Linked DNA regions of Homo sapiens: region 2 is linked to region 1. A link is a contact called in ENCODE Hi-C or POLR2A ChIA-PET data. All regions are on one chromosome and are shown on one strand. The core of a region is the stretch at or near the end of the contact, and the rest is flanking DNA. Distances in the headings are between cores, read along the strand shown. Region 1 overlaps PRDM16 (PR/SET domain 16). Region 2 overlaps PRDM16 (PR/SET domain 16).

Region 1 (2,568 bases), core at 19-2,518:
GATCAGGTGAAAACGTAAAACGACCTGAAAGGCAGAGCCTGGGGAACAATGGGGTGAGGGCAGAGGGCAGAGCTGCTTTCCCAGCCACACCTGGAGAGGTAATCAGAACGCCCAGGTGGCCAGCTGGAGGGGAGAGGCAGGGGCCTCCACGGGGCTGGGGCCAGAGGGCTGGGGTGCCCCAGGCCAGACTTTGCTCCTGGCTGCAGTCCACACAGCCCACCTCACCCTAGGTTTGCCCAGTGGGCTCTGAAAACCTCACCAAGGACCTTGGGACTCTCAGCAGGAAATGCTGGGGGCTGGCCCAGAACTTGGGGGGGCCAGAGAGTGCCAGCCTGCCTCCCTTGCACCCCGTCCAGGGCACCAGGTGAAGCGTTCCATGCTCAAGGGCTATACCGGCCAGAGAAACCTACCAACATTCGCCTCCGAAAGCCCGGGCCCAGAGGGGAGCAGGTCACTCAGGGCTTACAGCCCAGGAAGGGCCAGCGTGGTGAGTAGGTGCACCAAGCTCGGAAGCTGCCCTGGCGGCTGCAGACTCCTCAGCCCGGCCTCCAGCTCTGACCCTTCTCTGCTCTGCCCTGGCCTGGGCGGGACCACGCTGGGTTTCCCAGGCTTGGCCACCCCAGGCTCACAGGTGCTCCGTGAAGCCCCCAAGACGCATGGCCGTTTCTAGAAGCAACACCCCTTATCCTCCTCTCTGGCTGAGAATGAACCCTCAGATTCCCCATCATAAGGCCACAGAGTCTATCTGAAGATGATCTGTATCAAGACCGCACTCCCACGTTCTCAGGGTGTGGGGCTCCCCCTGGCCGCCCCTTTCCCTGCAGGGCTGAACTCTGGCTGCTGGCAGGTCCTGGCTCCCGAAGGCTTCACGGCGACAGTGCCAGGAGAAGCCCACCTGGCAGTTGCTTTGCTCTGGACAGACTCCTAGGCCACCGGGAAACAAACTCATCATTTTGGCCACGCCTTACACTGGTTTTCTCTGAAAATTCTGGCCTAATAGGAGAACGCCCACCTGGCTCTTCCTCCCTCCCCCTCCAGATAAATACTGCCATCTTAACACTTTAAAAAACACACTCCAGGAACCACTCAGTTTACATAAAAAGCCAGACAGGGGCCGAAAACGTTTGACTCTTTATTTTAAAGGTTCCCAAAAGGCAGATAATGTCTGGGGAACCTGGGACGCTTAATGTCGGTTTGCCTTTGCAAACCGGTGTGCTTTGGCGAGATGTCCCCCAGGCAGGCGATAGAGGGCGCCTCCACCCCAGCTTCCCGGGCGGGCTACGGGTGGCGGGTGGCGGGCAGCAGCCCCTGCCCCAGGCCCAGGCCATGGGAGGATGGCCCCCAGCTCCAGGCCCCCCCAGGCCCGCTACCCTAGGATGGCGGCATCCCAGCCAGGACCACAGGCCAGGCCCCCAGCGCACTTCCAACCCTGCGATGTGCCTGCGTCTCCTGGACACACCGCGCACCGGTCCCCCGAATCTGAGCCACATTCCTCCCGCGGAGGCACCTGGGCTCCTGCAGATCCTAACCTCTTAGCTTTGCAGGCTTGGATGTTGGTCGGGGAGGCTGTGTGGCCGCAACACCACCAGCCGGCTTTGCTGGAAGATGCTGGGGGAAGCAGGCGGGAAATATACTCTTCCTTTGACCTTGAGGTCTGGTCCCCATAACCCTTCGCTGACCGCCCCGTCTCTCTTCCTCTGACCTTGAGGTCTGGTCCCCATAACCCTTCGCTGACCACCCCCTGTCTCTTCCTCTGACCTTGAGGTCTGGTCCCCGTAACCCTTTGCTGACCGTCCCCTCTCTCTTCCTCTGACCTTGAGGTCTGGTCCCCGTAACCCTTCGCTGTCCGTCCCCTCTCTTCTGTGTGTCTGTCTCTGCTGTGGACCTAGGGGCACCGCGCAGTGTGGGGCAGAGGCTGTTCTTTCCACTCTGGGGAGTGGGTGAGTTGGGTCTGCCTGGGGCTGTCCTATGCCATGGAGCCCACCTCCAGGGTCTGGCTGCAGGAGGGAGGGAGGGAGAGAGGGACAGAGGGAGGGGCATTGGAGAATGAACAAGGTTGGGGGGCAGCTGTGTCCTTCATTGGCCTAAGGCCATTTGCAGCCACCCCGGGCCCTGGCCAAGGCCTGGACAGACATTCCCTGGCACCTCCATTGCAGGGACAGCCCCGCCTCTAATGGGCAGCTGTGCCTGGGATATGCTGTGGAGCCCAAGCAGGAGGGAAGGTGACGAGGGGCTGGCTGGCCAGTTCCCACCCATGAGCCCGGCCACTGGGTCAGACCCCTCCAAAACCAAGTGTCGGGAGGGGCAGAGTGAAGACGCACCCCGCACCTGCTCGGGAAGCGCTGCCTCCCACCCGGCCTCACAGCCTCGCCTGTCTCACAGGGAGCCTTCTGCAGCATTGACTCTGCACTGAAAGATGACAGTGTCAAAGAAAACTCAGAAGGAAGGGAAGGGAGACGCCCCTCCTCTAACCGCCCTAATACTACCACGCCTCTCACTGCACCTGCAGGGGAGCCCTCACTACTCCTTGGAGTGACCCCGGGAGCTTGGGCTAGCGCTGGCTGCCCA
Region 2 (2,568 bases), core at 44-2,543, 170 kb after region 1:
GCAGGGCTGGGAGTGGTGGCTGTTTGGTGAAGCGCAGGAGCTCCCCGTCAGGGGCCTGCACCCCACCATCTACCCGGCTGCAGGAGGGTGCCTTCCCTCTGTGTGTGTGTGCACCCGGGTGCATGTGTGCATGTGTGTTTGTGTGTGCACGTGTGTGTGCTTGCACATATGTGTGTGTTCATGTGTGTATGCACGTGTGTGCATGTGCACGTGTGTTCTTGTGTGTGCAAGTGTGTGCTTGTTTGTGCACGTGTGTGTGTTCATGTGTGCATGTGTGCGTGTGTTCATGTGTGTGTGCATGCGCGTGTGTGCGTGCGTGCGTGTCTGTTTACACTGCGTGTGTGCGTGTGTGTGCGTGTGCGTCTGTTTACACCTGGTGTGTGCATGTGTGTGCGTGTGTGTGCGCGTGCGTGCGCGTCTGTTTACACCTGCGTGTGTGCGTGTGTGCATGTGTGCATGCGTGCGCGTCTGTTTACACTGCGTGTGTGCGTGTGTGTGCGTGCGTGTGCGTTTCCACTGCGTGTGTGCGTGTGTGTACGTGTGCGCGTGCGTGTGCATGTTTACACTGCGTGTGTGCGTGTGTGTTCGTGTGCGTGTGTGCGTGCGTGTGCGTGTGTGCGTGTGTGTGCGTGTGTGTGCGTGTGTGTGTGCGTGTGTGCAGTGTGCAGAGATACACGCCGCTGTCTTACTGCAGCACGGCGCCATCACAAATGAACATGCAAATACAAATCTACACTTCAAAACTTGGCAACTTTGTCCCTGAAACTCCTCCGCACATGACTAGTAGGTTTAAAAACAAAACCAAAGAAAACAGAGGAACCACTCCAGTGTTTGTCCTTCACATCCCGAGTGGGAGAGAAAAAAAAGAAAAAAATTCTCCCTCAAAATGAAACAGAAAATATTCTCAAGGGAAAGCATCTAACTCCTTCGATTCCAGAGCTTCTGAGCCCAGAGCCGGCCTGAGGGAGGCAGACACAGGGGCACCTTCGAGGGAGTCTGGGCCTCCCTGCCAGGATGCAGCCTCTGCCTCTGGCCCAGGGCCCCCAGACGGGGGTTCTGCCCTGGGGCACGCGGCCATGTCTGGGGATGTGTTTGGTGGTCAGCTCTGAGGGGGAGCCACCCTGGTCTGGTGGGTGGGGGCCGGGAATGCTGCTCAGCGCCCTGCAGTGCCCAGGACGACCAGCAAGACAAGGGATTATTCGGAGCAAAGTGTCAGTGACGCCAAGGCCAGCCATGGACGCAGGCCCCTCCCGCTGGCTCAGGCCTCGGCCTTGGTCATAATGGGTCTGTCTCGTCCCCTCCCCTCCCTCCCTCCCTCCTTCCTCCGAGCCTTCCTCTCTAGGCACCTTTGCTAAGCACCTAGTAAGTGCAGGTCCTGGGCATCCCCACGCCCTCCCCTGCCCAGCTGAGGACTGAGTCACACTCGGGCTGGGACCTGCAGTGAAGGAGCCACTGTGTTCCAGGGTCACAATCCCCTAGCCGTCCTGTCTCCTCCGGGCCCCTGTCCTGCTTCCCCTCCCACTCCCCTGCACCTGATGCTCCCTCCAGTGGCCCACAGCCAGGCCACCGCAGACGGGCTGACCAGAGCTTGGGGGAGAACATTGCAGTGTGCACAGCACGGGTGTCCAGCCCCCTCCGTGGAGTCCCTGTGGCCCAGTAATATCTCAGATCTGCTGGAGCCACACAGGCCACAGCCCCCTCCACAAGAGGCCCCCCAGTATCACAGAGGCTGGCTGTTCCCTGGGTCTGCTTCTAGCTGGGGCTCTGGGTGCCCCATGGCAGGCCCTGCACCAGTCTGGGAAGACTTGCATGGCACAGGGAGCACACCCCAGTCCTTGTAACTGCCAGCTGAGCCCTTTGCACATGTGACCTCAGTGAGTTCCCACAGGCTCTCCCCGCAAGAAGGATGGCCCGGGACCCCGTTCCACAGGAGGATGATGGGGCTGGAGCCCAGGCGGGCCCTCGGGGCTGCCCACCCCTTTGCCTCCCTGAGCGACTCCAATTAGGGGAGTGCAGACCTCAGACGGATTTGCCAATGCAAGGGTGACTATGCCCTTAGCTGGCAGAAACCCTCACCGGGGAGCAGCTGCCCGGCTGCAGGGGGTGGTCCACGCAAGTGGGAAGGCCCTGTCTGCAGGAATGCGGCCCGGCCAGGGCACCAGCGATGGAGGACAGGCTCCACAGACGCTCCCTCCACCAGCAGCGTGGGTTGGAGCTGCAGGCTGCTGGAGTCAGGGCAGCAAACATCAATCCCCAGGCGAAGGCCACTGAGCGGGGCCCTGGGGCGAAGCCGGCCCGGGAACACAGAGCCTTCCCGTGCAAACTGCCTCCCGCACCCCAGGCTGTGCAAGCGCGGGGCTCCTCTTACTTGAAAAAAGAATGTTTACAGACCAAGATAATGCTTATGACTAGAGAGAAGCGAAAAGAGAGGCTGAGAGGCCGGTTCCCGGGGCCCACGATGGATGCTCAGCCCTGAAATTTCATCATTTCGTATAAGTGGGAATTTGGGGACAAAGCCGTGCTCCCTTCTGTTTCCTCTGCCTTTTGTCACCACGGGTGAAACGCCGA

What was found. Hi-C counts contacts between places; a loop is a spot of excess contacts on that map. ChIA-PET counts read pairs that join two places held with the same protein, here RNA polymerase II (POLR2A). Pooled maps may share reads with other maps.
Region 2: a pooled map shows a loop between it and region 1 (2.2-fold over the local background). The contact joins two enhancer-like sites. A Hi-C loop is called at or near these places in 1 of 168 maps with a recorded cell type or tissue (ascending aorta), 1 of 37 single-sample maps with no recorded cell type and 7 of 50 pooled maps. POLR2A ChIA-PET finds 5 or more read pairs at or near these places in 2 of 52 experiments (HEK293 and WTC11).

What each region holds. Positions count from the first base shown.
Region 1 is chr1:3,282,836-3,285,403 of GRCh38, reverse strand. The region is part of intron 3 of PRDM16 (PR/SET domain 16); the gene reads right to left. LOC124903828 (collagen alpha-5(IV) chain-like) reads right to left here. Exons shown (of 2, transcript XM_047436627.1): 1 at 1-2,568. Among named protein-coding and RNA genes, the nearest start is that of MIR4251, 160 kb to the right of the region's middle. Within about 2 kb of position 1,268, at least 5 of the 41 ENCODE cell types and tissues checked have a DNase peak (open chromatin) inside an H3K27ac peak, as active enhancers do; they include ascending aorta, where a contact is called at or near this core.
Region 2 is chr1:3,112,236-3,114,803 of GRCh38, reverse strand. The region is part of intron 1 of PRDM16 (PR/SET domain 16); the gene reads right to left. Among named protein-coding and RNA genes, the nearest start is that of MIR4251, 14 kb to the left of the region's middle. RefSeq lists enhancers at 1-576, 577-1,153. Within about 2 kb of position 1,293, at least 3 of the 41 ENCODE cell types and tissues checked have a DNase peak (open chromatin) inside an H3K27ac peak, as active enhancers do; they include ascending aorta, where a contact is called at or near this core.